2 separate regions of the Homo sapiens genome follow, and region 2 is linked to region 1. Evidence: read pairs that join two places in POLR2A ChIA-PET (ENCODE). Cell type or tissue: PC-3. All regions are shown on one strand.

Evidence for each region. Peaks named below come from ENCODE experiments on the same cell type or tissue, not always from the same donor. Only the 100,000 strongest peaks of a DNase experiment are listed, where the experiment ranks them.
Region 2: POLR2A ChIA-PET joins it to region 1 with 5 read pairs; 3 of 35 experiments call an interaction of 5 or more read pairs at or near these places.

The regions. Positions count from the first base shown.
Region 1 is chr7:20,180,293-20,188,292 of GRCh38, forward strand. The region is part of intron 1 of MACC1 (MET transcriptional regulator MACC1); the gene reads right to left. Among named protein-coding and RNA genes, the nearest start is that of MACC1, 33 kb to the right of the region's middle. In PC-3, no CTCF peak of the experiment used is centred here; no DNase peak of the experiment used is centred here.
Region 2 is chr7:19,926,459-19,934,458 of GRCh38, forward strand. The region is part of intron 5 of MACC1-OT1 (MACC1 3' UTR overlapping transcript 1); the gene reads right to left. Among named protein-coding and RNA genes, the nearest start is that of TMEM196, 160 kb to the left of the region's middle. In PC-3, no CTCF peak of the experiment used is centred here; a DNase peak (open chromatin) is centred at 4,613; H3K27ac peaks cover 958 bases.

The DNA of each region.
Region 1 (8,000 bases):
ATTAGCCGGGCGTGGTGGCACGTGCCCGTAGTCCCAGCTTCTCGGGAGGCTGAGGCAGGAGAATTGCTTGAACCCGGGAGGAGGAGGTTGCAGTGAGCCGAGATTGCGCCACTGTACTTCAGCCTTGCGACAAAGCAAGACTCCATCTAAAAAAAAGGAAAAAAAAAAGAAAAAAAAATGTATAGGCTTAAATTAGCAAAGCATATAAATAGCAAAATAGAAATATTGTACATAAAACTAGCAGTTTAATTGATTAATAATTCTAAAGTGTGCCTGGGCGCAGTGGCCACGCCTGTAATCCCAGCACTTTGGGAGAACAAGGTGGGTGGATCACTTGAGGTCAGGAGTTTGAGACCAGCCAGGTCAACATGGTGAAACCCCATCTCTACTAAAAATTTAAAAAAATTAGCCAGATGTGGTGGTGCGTGTCTGTAATCCCAGTTACTCAGGAGGCTGACACAGAAAAATCACTTGAATCCGGGAAGCAGAGGTTTCAGTGAGGTGAGATTTCACCACTGCACTCCAGCATGGGTGACAGGATGAGCCTGCATCTCAAATAACAATAATAATAATAATAATTCCAAAGTATGATTCATTAAGAAGGCAAATATAAATTGGCAAATGTTTATGAAATATGTATAGAAATAAAGGAAACTAAAACAAAATCACAGAAGAATATAACTACAGATTCTAAGAACAATAAATGATTTTGAAAAAGCATAAATGTGATTTTAAGCTAATAAATTTGAATGGCGATACTAAAAACTGTTCTAAGGATGTATGTGCTCTGTGTGTGTGTGTGTGTGTGTGTGTGTATAATTAACATTTACTTATAAAGTAAAAATTCTCAATGTACACATAAACATGAAAGAAATAGGACTGCCAGCTAAAACTATGTTCTAAAACTGACCTGGACAATTTGATTCCATATCAGGTTCTAACAAAACTTTTAGTGATAAAAATCTTACATTATATAAATAATATGTATTACAAAGAAAAATGGAGTCTTTGTAACAAGCATTATATTGATAGAAAGGACAGTTACAGTATAAAATATTGTAGTGAAATTCCACTGAATATTAGATTAAATATTATACATAAAATATTAACAAATAAAACTTATAAGTGTATTACATGAATAATACATATTAACGAAGTTAGGTTTGCCAGGAACAAATGACTGCTTAAGCATTTGATAATATATTCATGCAATCATTGTATTAATTTAATATGTAAAAACTATGATTATCTCAATGCATTCTAAAAAATCATTTGCTAAAATTCCATATTGAATTTCATAAAAATATGCCAACAACCTAGAAATAGATGAAAATTTTTATCTGGTAAAGAGTATTTGCCATAAACCTTTCTCTTATACCACAATTAATGATAAAATATTAAAAACATTTGCATTTTAAAAGGTACAATGTAATGAGATTCCATATTACTGTTAATTTCCTTCACAGTAACCAAAGGGCTCATAACCAGTGCAATGAAACAATAAAAATAAATTAAAACATAGAACTTTCAAAAGAGAGAGAAAAAATATTATTTACAGACTGTATGATGATACTCCTAACCAATTCAAGAGAATAACTGACAGATTATTAGAACTAATGAGAAGTCTAGGAGGTCAAATAAAAGATAAATAATAAAAATTAGTGATAGACTGGATTAAGAAAATGTGGCACATATACACCATGGAATACTATGCAGCCATAAAAAAGGATGAGTTCATGTCCTTTGTAGGGACATGGATGAAGCTGGAAACCATCATTCTCAGCAAACTATCGCAAGGACAAAAAACCAAACACCACGTGTTCTCACTCATAGGTGGGAATTGAACAATGAGAACACATGGACACAGGAAGGGGAACATCACCCACTGGGGACTGTTGTGGGGTGGGGGGAGGGTGGAGGGATAGCATTAGGAGATATACCTAATGTTAAATGACGAGTTAATGGGTGCAGCACACCAACATGGCACATGTATACATATGTAACAAACCTGCACGTTGTGCACATGTACCCTAAAACTTAAAGTATAATAATAATAATAAAATTAGTGATAAATCAATTTGATAATATGGAGACAAAAGTGACTCCATTATGGCTGTTAACCCACCATGTTGACTTCTGATTAACTCCAGTCCCATGAATGCCTCCTGATTCCTATTTGCTGTTCTTAGTGTAAGAACATGTCAACCTTAATATTATTGCACAAGTTACAGGATATGATGCACATCGCATTCTTGCCTATTCTGAAGGGTTGCCTTTAATTGTCTTGCTGGACCATATATACCCTTTCCTACTGTATATAAACCCTGGGCCTGGGAACAAACAGTGCGAAGAGTTGCCTGTCTTGCTACCGTCCAAGACCATGCTTCTGTTTGTAAGTTTCCCCCATAAAACACCCAATACCAACAACCTCGATTTGTCTTCCTCATTCTTTGGTTTCTGGGCTCCTTTGACACATGGGAGTCACTTTTCATATATGGCCCTTTCACAGAATAGACAATGTAATGAAAAAAAATCCCATTAACAATAGCAGCAATATCTACAATACACAATATTTACAAAAACTAATGGGAAATCTTATGTAAAAACAAATTAAACTGTAGAAAATTCTTATTCTGTAAAGATCTCAATTTTTCAAATTAAACATTTAAATAGAACTTAATTGAATTTGACGAGTGGGGTAGCCTGAATTCTAAGATCACCCCCAGTGACTCTCAACCATGTCAATCCCCTCCTGTGAATGTGGGTTGAATCTGCTATTATGATAAGATGCCTCATCCATGATTACGTGACATTGTATGGCAAAAGGGAATTTTTGGTGGATGTACCCGACTTAATGAAGTAGGCCCTTTAAAAGCAGAATCTTCTCTAGCTCGTTGCAGAAGAGGAATTCAGAGATTAAAAGCATGAGAAGAATTTGACAAACCATTGCTGGACTGAAGACTGAGGGATATGAGCAGCCTCTAAGAGCTGAGAGTGGCCCCTGGCTGTAGTTGGCAAGAAAACAGGGACTTCAGTCCTACAGCTGCAAGAAACTAATTCTTTCCACTAACAAAAACAATCTTAGAAGCAGATTTTTCCCCAGAGCCTCCATAGGAGAATTCGGTTCAAATGACACCTTGATTTTGGCCTTGTGATACCTTCAGCAGAGGGCCAAGCTTCATTGTACCAGACTTCTGACTTGCAAAACTGTGAACTAATGGATGGTTATTGCCTTAAATCTCTAAGTTTAAATGGTAATTTGTTTTGTAGAAATGGAATCTAATGCAACAAGATGCTTTAACATTCATCAGAAGGAGAAATTCTCCACAACGTATTTTTCTTGCTTTCGTTTCTTTCCCTGTAATATCCTAATTCCAACAGTTATTCAAGTCAGGGTCCTTCAATACCTGATTCTAACTTTTTTTTTTTTTTTTGAGGGAGAGTCTCACTCTGTTTCCCGGGCTGGAGTGCAGTGGCATGATCTCACCTCACTGCAGCCTCCGTTCCCGGGTTCAAGCAATTCTCCTGCCTCAGCTTCCCAAGTAACTGGGATCACAGGCGCCCGCCACCATGCCCAGCTAATTTTTGTATTTTTAGTAGAGACAGGGTTTCACCATATTGGCCAGGCTGGTATCAAATTCTTGAACGCAGGTGATTCATCCACCTCAGCCTCCCAAAGTGCTGGGATTACAGGCATGAGCCACCACACCTGGCCCCTGATTCTAACTTTTAAGGATTATTCCTCACTTCATTGGGTCCTTCTTGGCTTCCTTCATCTATTTAGATTTTAAGTTCCAACACTGTAGTCATTTGCTCTCAACTCTCAAACACACTTAAAAAAATTATTTCAATAGCTTTTGAAGCACAAGTGGTTTTTTTACATGGTTGAATTATATAGTGGTGAATTCTGAAATTTTAGTGCACCCATCACCCAAGCAGTGTCCCGAGACCACTTTTATTCAGTCATACTCATCTGAGAAACCCCAAGATTAACAACATCTAACTCACTACCTTTTGCTGAAATTTGTTGGATTTAAACATGAGCAGCAATCTCAATTGTGCCCAACAAAGAATACACCAAATCTTATATCCTTCTACCTAACTCACCCTCCCAGTCTCTGCAACAATTTTCTCATATCTTCTACTCTTATTTCAAACTTGCAAAACTCCTTTTTTCTTTCTCATTATCAAATAAACTCTTAGCTAACTACTTCACTAAAAAATAGAAGCAAGCAGCAAAGAATTGTTATAAATTTTCAACCTATCTAATAAATTTCTTGCATTTATATCTGTATAACTATACTCATGCTATTTCTTGGGTATCTGTTCAGGAGAATGGTACACAGAGGGAGAAAAATATAATTCAGCTCCTTGTATGTTAGAAATGTTTACCTTTTGTCTGCCGAAATATTTTCACTGATTAAACAACACTCTTTACTCTTAACTACAAAAATTTTTCTTTGTGTAGGAGCACCATTTTCCAGCAATATTGATGAAACATTTGAAAGAAATGATGTAACTTTTCCCAAGGAAAGTTTATTCAAAAGGAAACTGGAAGAAACGTCTTTTACAATATTTCATATTATTTCTTATTTTCTTTAAAGGTATATTATAATTGATTTTATCATAAATGTATGCAATTTAAACATTATTATACTAAGTCTTAGAGACGAGAATATTCTCAACTTGAACTTACTTCAGGTCAAAGATTCTTTGATTATGATTCACAGAGAACTTTTCCTTTTTAATCGTGAGGGTAGAACACACGCCATTACTTTTCAATCTCCTGGTAAGATTGTGAAGAATAAATAATATCAGTTCTCTCTAAGAGGTAGAAAAACTAAGCCTGAATTCCTCCCAAAATTGTTATTTGTTATTTGAACAGAGGCTTACACTTTGCTATCATAAGAACACATAAGAAAGATTGCTCTTTCAAATTCTATCAATATCCCAGCCATTTCTGCTTTGGAAGCTTTTAAAAGAATACTTGAGATATTTATTCTTGCAAAATCTATCTTCCGGTATTCAAACAACATCAAAAATTGGCATTACAATTACCTAAACCAAGGAGGCATCAACTGAATGAAATTGACATGTAATCATAGAAAAGAGACAAGAAATAAGGAAAACTCTTGGGATTGGGTTGGACGCCCAAGCTAAAAATGAGATGGTGCTTACAAAGTTTATTTAAAAAAAAAATTTTTTTTCTTTAAACAGATTTTAATTTATAAAGAAATATGAAAAAGAAAATTTTCTGCTTTTTTATAAAAGGAGGAGGATAAAAATAGAGAACAAAGTGAAATCAATTACTTTTAATATTTTAAAATCATTACCTATAAGATAAGATATGAGAAAATAAAGAAATTGAAAACATAAGAAATCTGGCAAAAGTAAGGACGAGACTGTCCAATGTACGTTAACTTAAATCTTCAGAAACTTACAATAGCTAGCAATTACTGGTCATGCTTTGTGCAGGCAGGCTTCTAAATGCATGGTATCTATTATCTCCTCTAACCCTCACAGTAATGCTGTGCAATAGGTAACATTATTGTCTACATTTTGCAGTTGGGGAGACTGAGATACATAGAGATTAATTAACCTACCCAACATCATCCCGGTAGGAAGTAAAGAAGACAAGAGAAAAATCCCAAGATTCTTGCCCCAGGGTCCACATTCTCTATGACTACTCTTTTGACTACACACAAAGTCGCATATGGCGAATGTCCTTGGACCCTAATGTAGAAAGCCTTGAGTAGGCTCTTCTGAAGGAATAACTACAGAATTATCGCCGAATGGACAGAGCTACTATTACATTTACGATAGAGTTCCAGTTCAGTAAAGCCTAGCTTCTTGGCTGCACAAGTTGTTTTTCTTCCTTACTTCCTCCTGTTACCTTTCCATAACCTCTTATAATCTAAAATCATCTTTGATTGTTATGAGGTGAAAGGGACCTGCTAACTGGGACACTTTCCAGGTTTTCTAATACAAGTAATGTGAGGTATTTATGACCAACAACATTCTAAATAGGATTGGATACTTTCAACAGAAAAATTGGTCCAATAATATGTTTACTAACTCATACTAAGTAATTAAAAATTACAGTATTGTTATAATCACCAAAACAATAATAAGGCTTTGTGAATGTATGGCTTTTGTCATAATAGGGCACCATAAAAAATGTAGCATAATATTGAAAAGGTAAAATAATCAAATAAATAAACGACAGCCAAACATATTAAAAATGGAAAATTAGTCTATTATAGTTAAATCCACTGGAATAATTATTAAAATACTATGTGGAAACTGTGACAATTTATATAAATAACAACAATGTCTAAGGAATTAGTTTGAGGAACCTGAATTAGTCTGTTTGAAAAAAAAAGGAAGAATGAACTTATAAAAGATTCCTTAGGGAATATAAATAACACTTTTTGAAAACCTAAATATAAAGATGTTAATCTCTACACAATTTTAATACCCAAACAAATTAGTATAAATAACCTGTAATGTAGACAAAATTAATTATAAAACATCCTTCACTGGAATATTACACAGTCATTAAAAATAATCTTGACGAAAGTATTTAACAGCATAACGTATGCTTAGGAGAGTATAGTAAGAAGAAATAACTTAAGACATGGTACAAAACAAAATACATAGAATAATTACTATCATGTTTTATAAAATCAGATGAAAAGAAACAAGACTGAAATGACATAAAGGAAGTCCCTAACTTACAATGGTTCAACTCACAATTTTTTGAATTTACAGTGGACTTATTGGGATGTAACCCAAGCATAAGTGAAGAAGCACCTGCATTCAAAATTATTGCCAGTACCTGTAAACACATGTAAATGGTAAGACCATACTAATTTTGTTTTACTTTTCTATATTTTCTAATTTTTAATGAGCATACATTATTTCATATTAAGATATTATTTTACATAGAGAGGACAATAGTAATAAAATTGTAACTAGTTTTTAATTAAAGAGGGATAGGAATACATTTAATGAAAAACAGAGTGAAGAGGAAACCACAACAGGAACAAAAAAATTCTTAAAATTGTGGTAAACTCTAATATGAATTAATATTTCATGGGAATCCTTTGATTCTAACAATCCTTTCACTATACAGGACCAGCAACCTATCAATCTGACAAACTTCTTGTCCTTTGCCTGCCTTTCCCACAAGCCTTCTCCCTCTTCCCACAGCTTAAACTCCAAGGACAGTCAGAGTGACCTTCGTGCATGCCCCTTTACTCCCTAAACACTCTATTAGTTTCTTTGACTAGCTAATGGAACTACACTTAAGACCTTGGTGAAATTGAACACTCTGCCCAATTATTGTAACCCAGAAGCTTCTTGGAACTGAAGGAAAGCACACAATCCTACTGATCAGACTTGCTTTCAATTTGGGGTTGTTAACCCCAGCTGGGCTCTTCATGCTGCCAGACAATGCAACTTTATGTTTCTGGTACATACATCTCCCTCTCCCTTCTTGTGGAATCTCCAACACCCTTCTCTGTTGTCATTTGCCCCTGGTGACCTTGCTTCATATTTTAGTTAAGAGGAAAAAACTATCAGAGAGAATGAATTAGTCCATTCTCACCCTACTATAAAGAACTGCCTGAGACTGGGTAATTTATAAAGGAAAGAGGTTTAATTGACTCACAGTTCTGCACGGCTGGGGAGGCCTCGGGAAACTTACAATCATGGTGGAAGGGGAAGCAAACACATCCTTCACATGATAGCAGTAAGGAGAAGTGCCGAGCAAAAAGGGGGAAAGCCCCTTATAAAACCACAAGATCTCCTGACAACTCACTCACTATCTCAAGAAGAGCACAGGAAAAACCATCCCCATGATTCAATTATCTCCACCTGGTTCCACTCTTGACAGGTGAGGATTATTCCAATTCAAGGTGAGATTTGGGTGGGGACACAGAGCCAAACGATATCACAGAACTTCAACCTGGTTCTAACAAAACATTCTTTTGACTTCC
Region 2 (8,000 bases), 250 kb before region 1:
TTTTTAGTAGAGACAGGGTTTCACCATATTGGCCAGGCTGGTCTCGAACTCCTGACCTTGTGATCCGCCCGCCTCAGCCTCCCAAAGTGCTGGGATTACACGTGTGAGCCACCATGCCCGACCATCTTTCTTATTTTCTTTACCAGTATGAAAGTTACTGTCACATCATGTTATTAATGTATTGGATCATAGGTATGACACATGTTTATTATTAATCTTAATTAACATACAGCAAAGTGTTTTGTAACTTAGTGCTCAATAAATATTTATTAGCTTGAATAGATATATTATTAATGCTTCCAGAAAAAAATTCAACCCAAAGAGAGGTGCTAACTTGTCCACATTAAGCTAAATAGTCCCATCTATAAGCTACTCTCTAATTATGTTGTTTTGGATAGGATGCTATTTGAATTTGTCCTCGCAACATTTATATGAATTAGGTATTATTAGGACTGTATGCTATCAATGAGGAAATGCATATTTAGAATTTTGGAACTTGCTAAAGATCACACAAGCAGTATGTGGCAGTGATGAAATTTACACTTGGATCTGACTGATTCCAAGTTCCACACTGGCTATAATGTTTAGGTTAGCTTGAAGTAGAAGATGCTGTTTGGCTATTACATATTCTATTTCATAGAATAAGCCAAAGCGCTTGGTCGCTTACAGGTTTACTAGAGGCAAGTAGGAACATTTTACAGGGAGAGGAGACAGGGAATCTAAAACAAAGCAATTGCCATTACTCTACCTTAAATAATATCCTTTGGTTTCAGCACTTAATTGAAACTACTGTACCAAAGAACAATGACTATCTAATTTCCATTCCGATATACATTTCCCCTCCTTTTTGAATTTGGTCTTTAATTAGCATTTAATACCATGTACCATTTCTGTTATATGCCTAATATTAACTAATGGGGACTACCATTTAAGTAGAATTTGGATTTTTCTGAAAGGCTGGAGATTTTAAATGAGGTTTTTCCTCTTTTTGTAATCTCTCTTTTTTTTAATTCTTGAATGCAACTTTTATTCTTTTTATTTACTTAAGATAAATCTCCAGAAGCTAATGTTTGGGTTACAAACATGATTTTTTTAAAATCGATCTTGAAATTACTTGCCAAATCACTTCTCAAAAGAAGAAAAAGTAGTGACAATATACAAGTATATATATTACAGCTTTCACTATAATCTTCTTGTGAGATTTCATAATTTAAAGATATTTTTCAAACCCCAAAGATTACATCACAATTTAACTTTTTATGAGATCTGGTTTTCTCAAAATAGAACAATGTAAAGACCTGTATCTATATTTGCATCTTTTTGTTTTCCCAGAAATAATTATAATACATCTTTCCCTCATTCTGTTTCCGTCATGTATCATGTATCATGTATCATGTTTAGTGGTACTTAGGTTTTTCTATGTAATATGAAACATTATAGGTAAGTTAAAGCCTGCAAAGCACAATGTTAAATTTTAATTTTGATGATCCATTGGTTCTTGGAAGTATGTAATGGTTGGAAAAAGTTAAGGATGCAACTTCATTTTTGAAACAATATGGGATGTGAGAAAGCAAATATGATTCACAAAGGAAAACACCAAAAGACAAGAAGTGAAAGTGTATTGTTATGAAAAGATGTTATTGTTATAAAAGATGAAATTAGGAAAGCATAGAGTTATTCTAATATAGGAAAACTCTTCTTTAAAAGCTTTGTGAAAACACTGTTTTTGAGTCTCAGCTTGTTTCCATAGTATCCCAGGTAAAAATACACTTTTCTTTCATTATTCATTGCCTTTGCACCAGCTGTTCCCTTCATCTAGATTCTTCTCTGTTATTCCAGTGCAGGGGTTCTTAATCTCAGCACTGTTGATACATTTGACAATTTGCACAGTTGTTTTTGCTGGAGGGGTGTGGGGAGATGTCCTGTTCACTGTAGATTGTTTAGTAGCATTGCTGTTTTAAAAATACTGGAAACAGTAATACAAACCTCCTACTACCACTACTGAGTCATCTTGTACCCTCTTTGAGAACAGTGACTCTAGTGAAACTTATAAATGAAACATAGCTGTAGTGGAAAAAAAAATTCAGAGATCACCTCAGAAAAGACTTTGAAATACCTAAGCCCTCCCTTCCAACAGATCTGATCATTTTTTTTGTGCTTCTGTCATATGTTAAAGCAACCTCTTTTATAAAAATTATTATACTGTTTGTCTTCATGGAACAAATATTTGTTCAATGCTTGAGCTAGCTAGCTCTGGTGAATCTAGTGTTCTGGTGTGTATTTCTTTCCAAAAAGAAATACAATGTTTCATAATATAATGTCATCCTGAAATCAACCATGGGGGTAGTATTAATGCCGTGGAAATTGGAAAATGCTGCAAATCGGGTTTTTGTTTTCCTTAGAGAGCTAATTATTAAACATTTAATAATACCCCTCATGCCTATTATATGCAACTCTTCTCTGAGTAGTGGGAACATATGAGAAAAGAAAGACGCCATGTCATCTAATAAGTTTTATTAACTGGATTGTGAACTCCTTGAAGAAAAGATTATTTTCTACTCATCTTCTAAAACGAGTACTAGCATAGTGATTGATTCATTGATGACACTCAAAAAAGTTAATAACAACATTTATTTGAGCATTCATTTAAATTATGAGTGTGGGATTTCTTCAAAGGACTTTCTTAAACGATGCTTTTGCTTCTGTTTATTTTTGAATCTAGAACTTTCTTACAACAGTTGGATGTTTCAGTGGTTAGTTTATTTTTATATTTCTAAAATTTAGTAATTCAGCAGGAAGGTTCTCTCAAGCTGCAGGAAGTTTTGCAGTTTAAGGCTATTCTGAGCTTTTCAACATGCTTTTTGTGATTTCTTACAATTACTTTGACCATTTCATTCAGCAGGGACTTTTGTAAAGTTAAGCTTTCTCTTTCATTCTCCTAACAATTACTCATCACTCCACGGTTTTTGCCTCATTTTTTCTTTTTCTTTCTTTTTTTTTCCTTGCTTTTCTTTTTCTTTACTTTTTTGGTGGTTCAGACTTTTATATCTGTACTATATATTGATTTTTAAAGCCCTTTTTATTAGAACATAAAATCAGCATATTTTTAGAGAAGTGATTACACATGGGAAGGAGAGGAAAAGAAAAAAAAAGGATTAAGTTTTAAGAATTTAGCTCTATCTATGATAATTTCATTAAAAAAAATCCTAAAACAAAAATGTCAATTCCTTAACTGTTGTTAAACTTATATGTCGAATAAAGAAGTGAATATTTTCTGGCTGGGCGCGGTGGCTCACGCCTGTAATCCCAGCGCTTTGGGAGGCCAAGGCGGGTGGATCACGAGGTCAGGAGATCGAGACGATCCTGGCTAACACGGTGAAACCGCGTCTCTACTAAAAATACAAAAAGTTAGCCAGGCGTCGTGGTGGGCGCCTGTAGTCCCAGCTGCTCGGGAGGCTGAGGCAGGAGAATGGCGGGAGCCCGGAAGGCGGAGCTTGCAGTGAGCCAAGATCGCACCATTGCACTCCAACCTGGGTGACAGAGAGAGATTCCATCTCAAAAAAAAAAAAAAAAGAAAAAAAAAAGTGAATGTTTTCTCTACTGTGTGTATGTTTAAAATGTTTTATAATTAAATATGAAATAATAAAGCATTGTGTTTAAAAATTAGATAATCTAGAAAACATAATGGAAGTAAGGATTGGCCAGAATACTAACACCCAGTGGTGATATCCCAAGTATGTATTAATAATAACCAGTGTGGCATGGGTACTGATCAGTCAGCAGGGATTTTAGATAACTTCTGCATGACTACATTCATGCATACTTCCTGATGCCTGTTCTGCCAGCAGCCACTGGAAACTACTGCCCATATTTTGTTTGTACCTTTATGGACTTTTTTGTGCATACCTTTATTTTTTACATTACATATTTGAATATAGGCATGCTTATTTTTTTCAGAAATTCCAGCACGTGGTTTTTTTTAATAATAATTTTTATGGTTGTAGTTCTTCACTTATCTATTGTTAGTATCTCCCACTGGATTCAAAACTTCAGAAAGTCAGGGCTCCAGTCTCTCCTGCTCACCATGATATATCTGGGACTTAGCCTAGTGCTTGTAATATGGAATACACAAAATATATATCATTAACTTTTTTAATATAAATAGATCTATAAGTACATTAGTATTTTTCTTGGTTGTATAGTATTCTATGTCCTGATATATCATAAATTATTGGATAATCTGTTGTTGGACATTTTGATTAATTTTTTTCTCCCTGTATTTCCCGGGAGACTTTCCTTGTGCTCTCTTTCATTGTGTAGATTTTTAAGGCAAAGAGAAAGAATAGAATTTAGAGGAGGCTGTTGAGAAAAATGAAGATGGTACTGTAACCTCTTTGAGATATAACAGCACATTAACTGATTCCTTTGTGGTGATGGATGTATTAATACTTTAAAACAGTAAAATCTTTGAGGATTTCTCAAGTCAAATGACCTAAGATTGACCAATTCTAAGAAATCTGAGAATGGCATAACCTCTGTGAAACTGGTCCTAGAAAGAACAACATAAAGGTAAAGCGATTGAGTCACCAAAAGTTTGTGATACTGTGAGTGACAGTATTGGAATTTATACCAGTCTTTTGGGTTTGTCCAGGGAACATGTAGCCAAGCAAAATAGCTTACAAGCAACGTTTTGTGAAATGAATCCAAGTTTCCTCATTAACTTTAGCTTTCTATTGGGATGAAAGTTTAAAAATATTCAATTCTATTTTTAAAAATACTTTTCCAAGAGAGTATCGACAAGTCTGTTCAAAAGGTTTAAGGTATGCTGAAATCGATGTTCCTGTGGGAAGAGGGAGCTTTATGTTAGTACTTCCTGAACTTCTCAGCATGTTCCTTCTATATCCTCTCAGCTGTTGACCTTACAAGACAGTCTTTAAGTGTATACATTTGCTAGAAACGTCCTAAATCCACAAAATATGGTCTTGATTAATTTCATACATAAACATACTCTCATGTAGGATTAATTAATGTCTTCACTGTTAGAAAAAACAGATCCCAATATGTGACTAAGGACCAATGTGGGCAACACACAGTCCTGATTTACTTCAAGTTAAGCATCAAGATACAACAATAAAATCTCATATGGAAATATTGTAGATTACTTTACTGGAGAATGATTTGATTGGCAATGAACCCCTTAGTGCCTATAATAATTGAATAAGTCTGTTCTCACACTGCAAATAAAGACATACCCAAAACTGGGTAATTTATAAAGAAAAAGAGGTTTAATGGACTTATAGCTCCACATGGCTAGGGAGGCCTCACACTCATGGTGGAAGGTGAAGGAAGAGCAAGGACACATTTTACATGGCAGCAGGCAAGAGAGTTTGTGTGTGGGAAGTGCCCTTTATAAAACCATCAGATCTTGTGAGACTTATTCCCTATCACAAGAAGAGCACGGGAAAAGCCCGCCCCTATAATTCAATTACCTCCCACTCGGTCCCTCTCATGATATGTGGGGATTATGGGAACTACAATCCAATATGAGATTTGGGTGGGGACACAGCCAAACCATATCAATACTTAAAAATACAGGAAGAGGTGGGCTGGGCTCAGTGGCTCATGCCTGTAATCCCAGCACTTGGGAAGGCTGAGGCGGGTGGATCACGAGGTTAGGAGTTCTTGATCAGCCTGACCAACATGGTGAAACCTCATCTCTACTAAAAATACAAAAATTTGCCAGGTGTGGTGGCATGCGCCTGTAATCCCAGCTACTCAGGAGGCTGAGGCAGGAGAATCACTTGAACTCAGGAGGCGGAGGTTGCAGTGAGCTGAGATGGTGCCACTGCACTCCAGCCTAGCGATAGAGCAAGAATCCCTCTCAAAACAAAACAAAAAAAAATACAGGAAGAGGTAAAAGGGATTCCAGAGTATTTTTTTTATTTATTCCCTAAGAAGAGTGACTATGCAAATACTTATGGTGTTCAATGTTCAGTTATTATAGAAATATTCACGCCCTAAAGATTGCATTATAGCACACAAAAGCTGTCGCTGTCTCCTAGGAGTAGTGAAATGGCATCCTTAGGACATGGATAGAAACACAAATCTTGTTTGAGTGAAGGGATCTACAGTCCACAACAGCTATTACTCACTCACTAAACCAATTTCCAATATAATATATGCAATTAAAAAAGTCAAAGGTGGGATAATCTTAGTAAATATAACCAAAATGAAATCATATCACTACTGTGTACAAAAGTGTCATTAGTAAAACAATTGCAGGGAAAGGGAGTCCTTGAGGACTTCCTGGTGGCTAAAATTTCAATCAATCAAATGAGCTTTTCTTATATTCACTCACGATAGACAGTCTAATCTAACTTTGATGTACATCAGGAACAGAACCATAAGTTATTGGTCTCCTTTAGTTTTGAATTTGATATCTTCCACTACCTAGATTTAGGTATCCATGAATGTAAATCATATGTTCCTGAAGGCCCTGGAGCACACGCAGAATTCACCTGGTAAATACTGCTAAATGTTTTCAGGGCCCTTCCATCCAGCTGGCGTGAAAATTCACCATCTGCTTTGAAACCAGATGAGCAAACAAAAGCACGTGTTGCTGACTTACATAATTCCTTCAAGGAGAAAAGAAGCCTTGGGCCCCTAAATGTCAAAGCTGCTTATTTCTCAGCTTAGTTGAGTGCAGACTCAGCAGAGCTGTGATGGAGATTTGAAGGTGAATGACTGCACAAGTCTGAAGCCAAGGGTCTGGGCAGAAGACAATGATTAAAAAAATACTTTTATCTAACCTTTGTTAAAATAAAACTCTCAGGAGAACAATGGTTTCCTTTCTAAATTAGCTTTGCTTATACCTACAAGGTACAAAGTACAGTGGCAATAGATTGATGACTGTAAACTGACACTTAAATTTTTCATGCAGAAAATGGAATGATGAAAAAATATTAACGACTATTGCCATTGCTTCCCACATGTTAATCAACAAAGTCAAATCACGAGACACAATGTCTAAATGCTTTGTATTTTTATAGCTTCTTTTTATAATTCTGGATTTTGTTCAATATTTAAGTTATTCACTAGCATTCTCTGCTTGGGTTTTAAATTGCCCTTTAATTGTTAACTGATTATTGATGTTCACTGTGGCAGATATATTTTTAGCCTGTTCATAGACTCCCAATTAATAATTCTTTTTCCACTCCATGTAACAACAATGCAATTGTTTTAAAAATCAACCAATTCTGGTTTCTGGTCTAAGTTGGAAGAATTTAACAACTCATAAGTAATGATACTGTATTTCTATATAAAGTTTTCTTTATAAAAATTTTATAAAAAGTTACATTTTTATGAGAGTTATGGTTCTGTTGAGAGCAATAGATACAGACATTGGCTAAATTAAGGTAAAATGGAGCATGTTAGAAGGATGTGGCTAGATATGGGAAGCCTCACAGGAAAGAAGAGACAGAAAGCAAACTTGGAACAGGCAAAAACCAATCAGCTCTGGGTGGCCTCAGTAGCTCTGTAGTCATATCTGTGTTACAACCGTTGTCCCTGTGATAGTTCACTGAAGGTTTGAGGTGCTGGAAGAGAGTCAGAATTATAATATTCAGGCTATACATCATTTTAGGGAAAAAAGGATTAAGAAGAAGCATCTCCCAGGGTCACCTGAGACAAATCTAATCTGCAACATGAAGGCAGCACATCAGTAGTTGTCTGGAGCTGGAGGTTGGGTGGCATGGTTTTATCTGGGAAGAGGCACAAGGAATCCTTTGAAGTGATGGAAATGTACATCTTGATTAGGTTGATGGTTACACTGGTGTATAAATTTGTCAAACATTTTGGTAATGTAAACTTGGATAGATTTTGTTGTGTATAAAGTATACATCCACAGAGTTGATTTTAAAAAGACATCCAGAAATGTTGTACTTTGTAAATTATATTAAAATATACCTATAAGTAGTTTGACAATAACAATGAATAAACCA